2 separate regions of the Mus musculus genome follow, and region 2 is linked to region 1. The links are chromatin contacts, found by POLR2A ChIA-PET in ENCODE. All regions are on one chromosome and are shown on one strand. The core of a region is the stretch at or near the end of the contact, and the rest is flanking DNA. Distances in the headings are between cores, read along the strand shown.

Region 1 (5,826 bases), core at 791-3,290:
GGGGGTTGGGAAGGTGGCCAAGCCCTTCCCAGACTTCCACCCCCCATCACAGAAGAGGAGGCCTGTCTAGGTCAGCTAAATCCGAGGAGGAAGACTGGGCATGTCTGGGCAGCGATCTCTAGACATCGGAGAGCAGATGTCAGAACTCACAGCTTCTCCAAAGCAGGATTTTGATCTTTTAACTAAAGATATCCGTTCAAACTAAGACTCCAGTCTCTGCTTTATTTAAAATTTTTGTTTGTGTTTGTTTTGAGAGAGAGAGGAATTTGTTTTTGTTTTAGAGGCAGGATGTCATGTAACCTTGATGAATTATTGGTCCTCCTGTTTCTGTCTCCTGAGTGCCGGGATTACAGATGTATGCCGCTATCATCTAGATGATGCCTTACTAGGGATCCAACTCCTGGCTTCATACATGTTAGGCAAGCGCTATATTAACGGAGCTACATCCCTTTTTGGATGCATGGTGATCTCAGATAGCTCAGGCTAGCCTTGAGCTCCAAATCCCCCCTGCCTCCCAAGTACCGTGATTTCAGGCATGTACCTCTATGCTTAGCTGAGATGGTGGTCTTGCTATGTAGCCCATGTGACCAGGCTGGATCGTGTAACAAGACTGAAGAAAACCCCCTTCTGCTGGGTGTGATGGCTCAGACCTGTAGTCTTAACTCTAAGCAAGGAAGTTAAGGCAGGAAGATTGCCTTGAATATGAGGGCCACCCTGGGCTACATAGCGAGGCCTCGTCTCAAAAGACCCCAAACAGAAGGAAATAAAACTGACTAGAGACATGGAGGAAGGTGGGAACGGAGAATGTCTTACTGCTATGTCTGTCAGGAACATCCGTAGATGTTTCTAGAATTGTCCTTTATCAATGTCATTTTAGTGGACTGTCTGGATCTTGGGAGGGGGAGTATTAGACATTTCCCTCATTTTGGACCCAGAGAAAGAAATCTGCAAGCAGAGTACTCTGGGCAGCTTGCCAGAGGTCAGCAGGTAGCCATTAGTGTGGTCCCAGTCAGGTCTTGATGCTCTCACTTGCAGGATGTATTATGGTGTGAGAAATGTTCACATGCTGGCTTCTGAAGAGGGGAGAGGGGAGGTAAGGAGCCTGGCGGCTGTTTTTCTTGGTAGTCCGTGGTCTGAGAACTGGACTCAATCTCCCCGATTTCTGAGGCGGTTGACAGCATCCTTTCCTTCTGTGGAACTGCTTTCCTCGTCTGTGAGACAGGGAGGAAATGATCGCGTTCTGGACCCGATGTCCGAGGGGCTTCTGGGAGGAGGGGGAAAAAAATCTCCAGACATAGTGGGACTTCTTGGGATTTTAAACTATTTTTTATTATTTATGGGCTTGTTTTGTTTTTGAGAGGGTCTCAATGGATAGCCCAGGCTGGTCTTGAACCTGTAACGCCCCTCGTGCCTCAATCTCCCAAGTATAGGATTCCAGGCTTTTGCTATCATACTCAAATGATCAATTTATTTATATTTGAAACAGTGTCACATATTTCAAGTTGGTCTCCATCGGAATAGGTAGCTGTCAAAACGACCTTGAATGCCTATTTCCCCCTCCTCACCCCCCACTGGGCGCTGTTATTACAGACGTGACCCCGCATGCCCAGTTTATGGGGCCCTGGAGCTCCAACCCAGGGCTTCACTTCCAGCAAGTTAGGCAAACACTGTACCAACAGACCCACCTCCCGAAACCCAGGATTTTATTTACTAATATCAGTGATCTGGAAAAGAGTTAGTCCTTCCCACAGTTGGTCAGGGACAGACCCATAAACACTCACTCAGCTCTAACTGTACTGTTGTTCATAGATGTATGTGGCTCTGCTGGTGCGCTGCGTGACAAGAGAATAGCCCAGGTGTGGGGGAGGGGAGGGCGCGCCCTCTTAACGCGCGCCGGTTCTAGCTGTCTGGCGCGGGCTTAGATTCCCAGAGGGGAGGGCGGGCCAGCGAGTCCCCGGGATCGGTGAAGGAGTGGGTTGGTCCTGCCTCTGAGGGGGCGGGGCCTGGGCCGACGCTATAAGGAGGCAGCTCGACGCCAACTGCAGCAGCCGAGAGGTGTGAGCCGCCGCGGTGTCAGAGTCTAGGGGAATTGGAGTCAGGCGCAGATCCACAGCGATATCCAGACATTCAGAGGTGAGAGCTTCGTGGCAGGGAACAATAGTTCTTCCCCGTAGCAATGCGCTGAGCCCAGTGGGTGTCCCCAGAAGTGTGTGTGTGTGTGTGTGTGTGTGTGTGTGGTGATGAGTGGATCACCTGTGTGTGTATATGTGTATTTGTGCGTGCCCGCCAGAGTCACAGGTGTGTCCGCGGCAGGTGGATGACGGGTGTGGGTCTGAGCGTCCGTGGTGGCTGAAGGCTTCGTTTGTTGGAGTGTGACGAGGGTCAGGCTATGTCGCGGACTCGGCATACAGAGTCTGAACTCCAGGACCACGGATGGCAGCCACTCTTCCAGTCCTTGGAGACCGGGTCCGAGCGATGGCTGGCGGGGATCGGCTACCGGGAGCTCGCTTCTGGTTGCCAATGTTTCTAGGGATTCCAGGTGCGGCTCGCCCAAAGCGTGAGAATGAAGCTCACGGTGCCCCGAGATGGGTCCTGGGTGGCGGTTGTGACAAGCTTCGGCGAGTCTATCTAGAGCTTAGCGCAGAGCGGTTCTCCGATCCCATGGGTGCCGCCGGATCCCCGGTCCTTGTGAACCAAGTGCCCTGTTTCGCGGTAGCCACCACCCCACTGGGCTCTGAGGTCAGCGCGAGCTGTGTCCTCCGCCCTCGGGATCGTGCCTGGGCACGTCCTAGAGGACAGGCGAGGAGGTGACTCATTGTGACAAGGAGACCCCGGGCACTGGATTGAGACCAGAATCGCGCCACAACTGGGGATGGGTCAGTGGCAGCCCAGAAGCCCCTTTCCCTGCCCGGGTACAGCCTCGTTCCTGCCCCGTCCCCTCCCCCGCGCGGCACAGTGACCTATTTGGCGGGCACAGTATGTTCCCAGGGAACCCGGGACACGGGGAGGTCCAGGACGCGGTGTCCGGTCCCCGCTCGGCGGCGCGCCCTCGGGGACAGGGAGTCTGGGCGGGTCCTGTCCACCCTGCCAGCCCGGGAAGCGCAAAGGGTCCCACCCACCGCGCCCACCACGACCCGGACCAGTGACCGTGGGGCGCGAGAGGAGCCCGCACTGTAGAGCGGCCGGTATCCTCGCGGAGTGAGGCTTACGGGTGCCGTACATCAGACGCCCCGGGGCTGGGGCCCTCGACCCAGTCCACACCCAGTGTAGGAAGGTGACCAGGCTGAGTGCGCCCACTAGGGCACATCCATTCCACTCGGAACCTCCGGGGACAAGGGCTACACTTGCACCCTGGTCGTGCGGGAAATACTTTGGGCTTGGGTTTGGCATTTGGGGGCGCGCTGGCAGCTTCCTCTGTCCCCTACGTCGCGTTTCAGAGAGGACACTCAGGCGGTTTTTTGTTGTCCTCGCCCTCATCTATTTTTATTTTCCAGGGATCTGACTCATCGCGTGCTTTGGGCGTGGAGATCAAGGTGGAGGGGGCCAGAGCTAAGAGCACTTTCTTTGCTCTCGAGTGTCCGTGCGTGCGTGTGTGCGTGCGTGCGTATGTGTGTGTGTGTGTGTGTCTGTGTACGTGCGTGTGTGTGTGTGTGTGTATGCGTGCGCGCGCGCGCGCTCAGTCTGGTTTCCCAACATAGGCGGGAATTTAGGAAGCCTGGGCTCATCGTGACGTGTTTTGTGGCCCGGGGTCCCCCTCCTTTCCTCTCCTCTCTCCACCCCAGGGTGACGCGCAGCTCCGGTGCCCAAGCAGTTTTGGCGGGCGGGCAGCGCCGGGCAGGAAACTGACTCACCACTCCTTGCTCGGCCTACGCGCCGCCTACCGAGCGCCATTTCCTGAGTGCACAGCGCCCCCTACCGGCATCAGTGAGGACTGCAAGGCCGGCTAGGCGCGGGTGGCACCACGGGCTTCTGCCACCCCCACCGCGGCTTAAAGGGAATTAAAATATGCCTGATGGCCAGATACAAGTGATTTTAGCAGGGTGTGCTAGCGGACTATTAGGGAGGCGTGGCCCTTGAGAGACAAGGTGGAGATCGTGCCCCTCTTGGGTTCCTGGTCTTATCTTCAGCTATGAAAAACTGGGGACTATCCAGCCTTAGCCGAGTCCATTGGTGTCTTCCCTTCCTTCCTCTGGCCCCTGTGAGCTACCGTCTGGGGAAGGGCACCAAACTTGTTTTTCGGCTCAGTTTGTCTGGGGAAATGAGCCAATCTATATTTCTATATCTATATAGATCTCTCTCTCTGTCTCTGTGTGTGTGTGAAAGAGAGACAGAGACAGAGAGACAAGCTTACAAAATGGCCCCAGCTACCAGTACTATATAGACAGGCTGGCCCAGTGGCCTGGAACTCATAAGGATCACGTGCCTCTGGTGGAGTGCTGGGATTAAAGACTCTCCCCATAACATGGAGCTCAGTCTATATTTAATAAAAAAGCTTTTCCAGCTGATTTTAATGGAGTCCTCTGGTCATGCCCCTCAAGGTGAGAAGACGAGAGAATGATCAATACTAGACCAAAAGGGTCTGAATTCAAACCCCGCTTGTGAGCCCTGTGCCTTTGGACACACATTCTGAACCTGGATTAGCTCTGCCGTAAAAGAATGTGATATTGCCATCTATTAACGATAGCTTTTGGTGGCTTACAACTGCAATCCCAGCACACTAGAGGCAGAGGCAGGAGGATGACTGAGTTGTACTAAAGGATGTGAATAGGCCCCAAGCTCTACCTGTAGGCAGAGGCCATCTGAGGTCCTTTAGGCCTCTGAGGTCTGCACCTTGAGAATCCTTTTGCGGGCAGTGGGAATCCTTGTTAGACCTGTGTTTCGGTTGGTTGGTGTTTAGCCAGGCTCTCACTATGCACACCAGGATGGCCTTCAACTCACAGACATTTTGCCTCTGCCTCCCGAGTGCTGTGTTTTGGGAATTGGCTGTTTTACTTATTTATGGAAGCCACAATGCTGGCCACGTTCCCTATGTAGTAGCCAAGGTAGACCCTGAACTTCTTTCCCTACCTCTGCCTCCAGCGATTACAGGTGTGTGCCGCCACACCCAGTTTTATAGAGAGCTCCTTGCTTAGCACAAGGCCCAGGCTTTACCATCGGGGCCCCAGACGCTTCATCTCTTCTGGCTTCCTACCTTGAATCATAGTCTGGGTACCCCCTTCTCTCTTCCAGCTGTGGGCAAACTCACCCTGAGGTCTTAAGGAGCTGGGCGTGTGTATGTGTGTGGTAGTGTATGTGGTAAGAGCCCAGGGGGTCTTGCCTCAGGAAGCCACTGGGGCTCACCTTGCAAGCTCAAAGGCCCTCCTTAGAAGCTGCATCCCCTAGTCTTGGAGTCAGGATGGGCCACTCAGGTATCCCTCTTTCCTGGAGAGGAGCCAGGTAAACCAACACCTTTAACTTTTTTTTTTTTTTCAGTGCCTGTAAAACGGGTTCCTTGGGCACAGGCTATAGGCACGTCTGGGGCTGGGAGGTGTCTAGACTCCAGATTACCTGATCTGCCTGGCAGGATGTGGCTCAGCCTGGGAGAGAGCCTTAACCCCGCTCCACCCCTTCAGACTCTCCTCTCCCCCAGGCTACTGCCTCCCCCCAGGCTGCTGCCTCCCCCCAGGCTACTGCCTCCCCCCAGGCTGCTGCCTCCTCCCAGGCTACTGCCTCCTCCCAGGCTGCTGCCTCCTCCCAGGCTACTGCCTGCCAGCGTCCTTTGGAAAGGCCTCCAGCCTGGAGCACCTGTCAGTGACAGTGGGAGGGAGGGAGGGGCAGGGAGGAGGC
Region 2 (6,527 bases), core at 2,708-5,207, 250 kb after region 1:
TGCCACCTACCCCCAAATCCCTCTAAGCTTACTGTGAATACCTCCCAGACCCGTCCCTGCCAGTCGCAGGCTTAGCAAGCGTGGCCTTAAAGCCACCTGTACGGCTGTGCTCTAACCTCAATCACTCTGTAACGCTAGGACAAGATGGCCCTCGTTTCCGCTCAACCACTACAACCTTCGCTGTAAAGCAGCGCATTAGAACGGAGGAACTGTCAAGCCCACAGACAGACAGAGAGAGGGCTGGTCACCATAGCCATATGAGACCCCTGTGGAGGAGCCAGGGTGCTAAGTTTGCCAACCAATGAGAAGCTCTGCTGCCAGCAGGGAGGTGAGGGGTACAGACCAGAGTGTAACGGGATGAGGACAACCTCCCTTGGGCCCTCAGGACAGACCTGAGCAGCAGCAAAGGACAGGCCCGCAGGTTAGGACGCCAGGCCGTGTCAGCAGTGCTGGGTCGGCTGCTGTGCTGTGCTGGCTGCTGCTTTCCCTTCCCTTTCTTTAGGAAGGTGTTTCATCAAAGTCCACATTACTCCAGTAGACCTGACTCTGAGATACACTGAAGGTGGCTGATTTTAAATGTCTTAATTCTTTTTTTTTTTTTTTTTTTTGGTTTTCTGAGACAAGGTTTCTCTGTGTGTAGCCCTGGCTGTCCTGGAACTCACTCTGTAGACCAGGCTGGCCTCCAATGTAATTCTTATTTATTGTGTCTGATGTGAGGTCGGAGGTCAACTCTGGAGTCCGGTTTCCTCTGGCCACCTTTGCTGTAAGTTCCAGGGATGGGACTCACATACTTTGGCTAGAGCAACAAGTGGCCAGTGTGCTGCTAACCCATCTCACAGCTCCTGACTGTAAATTTTTTTTTTTTTTTTTAAAGATTTATTTATTTATTATATGTAAGTACACTGTAGCTGTCTTCAGACACTCCAGAAGAGGGAGTCAGATCTTGTTACGGATGGTTGTGAGCCACCATGTGGTTGCTGGGATTTGAACTCTGGACCTTCGGAAGAGCAGTCGGGTGCTCTAACCCACTGAGCCATCTCACCAGCCCCTGACTGTAAATTTTTAAAACCCTTTATTGTGAGGTCTTTTTGAAAAAAAATGACGCTCACAATGGCTTATCCAGAAAAGAGTTAGGTGACCCAGGCAAACAGCTTTCCCTTCCAGAGTTCTTCTTCTAGGTCAGAAGTGGCCTTCCGCGTCTTCAAGTGGAGGGTGGTCCTTTGTGCTGGAACTTCAAGCCCCAAGCTCTTGCTATGATGCTGCCCACCAGTCTTATCAGCACAACTCCAACCTGATCCTAAAACCCGAACCCTCAACCGCACATCCTCACGGCTCTCAAATCTGTTGAGTTTATCGTCTTATGTCTACTGGGTTATCAAAGGTACAATGTGAGCCGAGGTCACGGCCTACTTGATTTGTCCTCACGTCATGCTCACCTAGATCTGTTTCTAACTGTCCTAACCACAGCCAACACCGTGATCCCGTACCTAACACCAGCAGAGCCAGTTTGCCACCTTCAATACCTCTGCCTGCCTCCACCCCCGCCCACGAGTCTTGATCTGAGGCTCAACATCTAGCCTGCACACCTGTTCCCTGCAAAACACAATCTGTTATTATTGTTGCTTTTTTGTTCAGTGTTACCGATTACTAAGCTATAGCCATTAAGCTCCCTGAAGTTGTCACCCCCAACAGAGCTCTTAGGCTTACACCCCCCTGCCATCTAGTTCCCATCACCCTTTGGGCTCCCCTTCACTCTCTAGGTCCCTCTCCAAAGACCTTTCATTCTTTCAAACCCCCACACTAATGCCACCATGCTCCCAATGATAAGCCACTTCCCCTGTGTCCTCCCACACTACACCCAGAGCCCCCCCGACCCTCTCCGCCTGCCATCCTAAGGTCCAGCATTTGATTCTCACCCCATCAGCTCCTAGCACCTCCAACTGCTCAACTCAGATACCTGCAAAGCCCAGAGTCCCTCCTAAGCTGAGGCTTGCTGTGGCTGCAACACTATGTTGTAAATACACATTCACATGACAGTAGGTCAGTGCTGGTCTCCAAATCCCCCTTTCAGCCGTCTCCAAATCTCTGCACAATTTGATGCCCAATGGCCCTGACAGTATCTTCTCATTCCTTATATTTCTAGTTAAACTCCAAATTCTAGAATCCCCATTCCTCAGACCCCAGGGCTTCAGCAACTCCCATTCTTTGTTTGTTTTTCTCGAGACAGGGTTTCTCTGTGTAGCCCTGGCTGTCCTGGAACTCACTCTGTAGACCAGGCTGGCCTCGAACTCAGAAATCCGACTGCCTCTGCCTCCCAAATGCTAAGATTAAAGTCCTGCGCCACCACTGCCCAGCAGCGACTCCCATTCTTAAGGCCTTCTCATTCCAAATGTATTTCTAATTCTCTCAGTTCTATGACAAGGATAGTACAATAATCTTCACACTCACTTGCCTTAAATCAAACCTCAAATCTTAGCTGGGTCTCCAACTCAATCCTCACCACCCATCCCCCACTCCTTTGGAAAATGCTAGGCTTCATCTTTGATTATCAGTCTGAGCCTGAACCACGCCAATCAAAACTCTCCCCACCTCCATCACACACCCACCCAATTCTGCCAAATGCACAACACCTCCTTCCAACCAGATCCCTCCTCCCCCTTTACCCTTTCCTCATCCTCTATTGGAGTGAATTGCTGCCAACAAGCAAAAAAGCGTTTAGGTGCCCAAGCATCCTTGAATCCAGACATCCCTACCTTTGCTCCAGCTTTGACAACCCTTACCTATTGTGCCTATCCCCATTTTCTGCCCATTCCCAACCCACGCAGACACAATTACTTCAATTCCTTCCTTCCTCCACTAAATGCGTCATCCCATTCTCCCCTTCCCCCTAAAAGCCGCCTCCTGGCTCCCCTTTCCAGACACCGCTCCACTCCCCCCCTCCACCAATGCGGAGGCCCCTCCTCCCACCAAATCTGTCGTCGCCATCAAATCTACAGGCTCCTTCTCAAGTAAACCGATAGCTCTTCCCTGCTGCATTCTTTCCCTCTGAAATTTTTGGCCCTGCTGCCCACTCCTTTGTCCCTCAAAGCTTTCATCCATCTCTATAAATCCAGAGCCCCGCTGTCCTCTGCCCCAAATGTACTCACCTTCTAAACACGTCGCTTTTGTACCCAGCCAGCCCTCATCTACCCATTCACCAAAACTTCTCGGCCCTCCCCCAATCCTGTGGCTTCTTTCCGCACCCCAAATCCATTACCCTTCGGAATTTCAAGCTCACTGCCTTCGACTACTTATCTCCCACATCTCATCGCCTTTCCCTGCACCCCCAAATCCCTTCCTACCCCACGTCTGTCACTCACGTCCCTTCGCTCCCTCCCAGCACCTCCAAATCGCTTCCTTTCCCACGTCAATCACTCAGATCCCTCAGCCCCCTCCCTGCACCCCCACACCGCACATCCCATCCACATCCTCCCGCCGCGCCCCCCGCCCCACCTGGATCAGCAGCTTCACGTAGAGCAGCGGGTGACTGAGAGCCGTCACGCCCGCGCCCAGCGCCACGAACAGCGCCTCGGTGGTCGGGGCGTTGTCCCCGGAGCCCGGGGCGCCCGGGCCGCCGTCCATCCTGCGCGCCGACGGCTGAGCCGCGGGCCGAGGATGGCGAGGGTGCGCGCGGTGCGCGGGTGGCGGGTCCCGAGCGCGGGCCTCGACTCCGGCCGGCGCGCCGCCCCGAGCTCCTGCACCAGCTCCGGCTCCCGCCATCCCCGCGGCGCCGCCGGGAGCCCAAGGCGCCACTTCCGGGTCCGAAGCCCCCATGGCGCCAGGCGTGGAGGTCACTCCCCGTCACGTGGTGCTGGCCACGCCCCGAACGTCAAGGGGAGGGTCCTGGCAGCACCACTCACGCCGCGGGGCGAGGGGGCATGGCGGGCGGGCGAGTGTTGTTCCTTGGTGCTCCCGGGCCCGCCTCCTCCGGCCCGGGGCGGGTTCTTTGCAGCTCTGTGCCCGCCCCTTTGCGGACCAGGCCAGTCACCGCAATCGTGCCTACGAGTCTCAGTCTGTGTGCCCTGCTTCTGCACTCCTTCAGCACGATCCCGGGACCTGTGTAGAAACCCCTCAATAGTTGAGTAACTCACAGCTGCTGAGGGCTGGGAGCACTCTTTGCCTGTGCACTTATGAAGGCCCGGTGCTGGCTGCGTTTAGTTACTAAATAACTAGGCCTGGGAGAGCTCTAGTCTAGTGCCTGGAGCATAGTGCTACGCATGCCTTGAGAGCAATTCTTAGGGCCACCTTCCAGGAAGGTGCTTACTCCAGCCGGTGATTTGTTTCCACCTCTGAACAAGCACAGCAGCTCTCAGCTGGTCTTGAACTGCCCAATAATAGAGTCTTCTGGTAATGGACCTCAGAGTCAGCAGGGACCCTTTGGTCCCTAGCAAGGGACCTTGTCCTCTTGCTAGTTTGCAAGGAAGGTCTTTGGAATGGTCAGATATTTGCACCCTCCCTGATTGCCCGTGGTGTAGGTTTTACCTCACGTTCCTGACACTTGCCCACGCAAATACTTTCCATCTGTGGGCTTTTCCTCCGTATTGTCCCCAGTGCCTTGTTTTTCCGATCTGTATTTGACTGTCCCCCATTGGACCGTGTTTTTGTATGGCCCATTCCGAATGTGGCTCCCTGTACCGTACTACCGTGTACTGTACTGTGTTGTATCATATTGTATTGTCTGGCATTAATATCTATCTTCTATCACCGCAAATATAGGAATGCATAGAAAGTATATCTTCAGGGAAACCATTCCTAAGGGAATGAATGAAGCAAACAAAGTAACAATCCAGTGCAGTGGCACACACCTGTAAAGTAAGCCCGATACTCAGGAGGCAGAGGCATCAGGATAGGAGTTCAAGGCCAGACTGAGCTGTGCACCATGCTACATCAATTTCCTTGGCTGCAATTGATAGCTGGCTGTTAGCAATCACAATTCTTTCATTCACATCTTAGTTACTAATATTATCTCAAGATACAGATCACACTGTGATTATAAGTGTGTGTGTGTGTGTGTGTGTGTGTGTGACAGAATGACTTCAAAGGGTTACAAAGGCCACAAATCTCAACAATTTGAAAGAGTCCTTACTGGAGGCAGAGGCAGAGAAAGCCACTTCTGAGGTTAGATATTAACCAGTCCATCTGGAGAACGGCTCAGGAAGGGCAGAGCTGCTGAGGGCTTGCAGGACTGGGTACAGGTGGGTGAGCAGATGGACAGACAGATGGATGGTAATTCAAACAGGCCACATCAAACACTGGGAACCCAGCTAAACTGAAGCCCCTGGGATTGCCAGGACTTCTCATTCCTCTGTCCCTTGACAATATACACTGAGTGGTCAAAAGATAGGCCTGACGTCCAGAGTTAGGTGTCTTCCTTTCTATGAGGTCCAGGTGAGAGAGTATTGTACCCTTCCCTAGTATGATGGTTTGTATATTCTTGGGCCAGGGAGTAGCACCATTTGGAGTTGTAGCTTTGTTGGAATAGGTGTGACCTGGTTGGAGTAGGTGTGTCACTGTGAGTGTGGGCTTAATACTCTCACCCTAGGTCAGTCTTCCACTAGAAGCCTTTGGATGAAGACATAGAACTCTCAGCTCTGCCTGCGCCATGCCTGCCTGGATATTGCCATGCTCCTGCCTTGATGATAATGGACTGAACCTCTGAACCTGTAAGCCAGCCCCAATTAAATGATTTTTTATAAGACTTGCCTTGGGCATGGTGTCTGTTCACAGCAGTAAAACCCTAACTAATATACCTGGTCTGGCATGTCACATTCTGAGGCCTGGTTTATTTTGTTTTATGGGCAAGAGTGTTTTGTTTGCATTTCATTTATACTTATGTACACCACATGTGTGCCTGGTACCCTAGGAAGCCAATGGTTGTGAGCTGAGAACTGAACCCAATTCCTCCGTAAGAGCAACCGGAGTGCTTAATGGCTGAGCCATCTCTTCGGCCCTTACTATGATTTTAGGGCACCCATGTGCCTGTAGGTTTCCTCATTCTGCTCTGATACGTATCAGTCAGTTAGTCTTTACATTTAGGAATAAACTATTGTCTTTGCCATGTGGGTAGTGGCAGAGGTAGTTTCAGGACAGCCAGGGAAACCCTGTCTTGAAAAACAAACAAATGTCCCTGAGTCTTGGGCTCCTTTTGGGGAGAAAAAGGAGAAAATCTAGCATCTGCTCTTGATAACCATGGCTCGTTGCAGTAGAAAACCTGCCCTGTCCTGTGCACCACCCCGCCCGCCCAGAAGTCCATCCTTACAGCCTGCTTCCTAGTGCCTCTCCTGTGTGGTTTCAGTTGGCATCAGCGATTGCTAATCATCGTTGAGACTTCCTGCCTCTGAGAACTAAAAAGGGCAAGGTCTGATCCATTTTCCTTTTCCTTTCTTTCTTTTAAAAAAATTTGGGTTTGTTTTTAGCAGTACTGGGGATGATGGAACCTTGGCTGGATCTTGGATCTCCACCTGTAGACCAGGCTGACCTTGAAGTCG

The links. ChIA-PET counts read pairs that join two places held with the same protein, here RNA polymerase II (POLR2A).
Region 2: POLR2A ChIA-PET joins it to region 1 with 10 read pairs in embryonic stem cell. The contact joins the promoter of Mtch1 here to the promoter of Cdkn1a in region 1. POLR2A ChIA-PET finds 5 or more read pairs at or near these places in 3 of 5 experiments (Patski and embryonic stem cell).

Annotation. Positions count from the first base shown.
Region 1 is chr17:29,091,729-29,097,554 of GRCm38, forward strand. Cdkn1a (cyclin-dependent kinase inhibitor 1A (P21)) reads left to right here and starts at 2,041. Exons shown (of 3, transcript NM_007669.5): 1 at 2,041-2,133.
Region 2 is chr17:29,343,975-29,350,501 of GRCm38, forward strand. It overlaps Mtch1 (mitochondrial carrier 1), which reads right to left and starts at 3,958. Exons shown (of 12, transcript NM_019880.4): 1 at 3,493-3,958. The coding sequence starts at 3,813.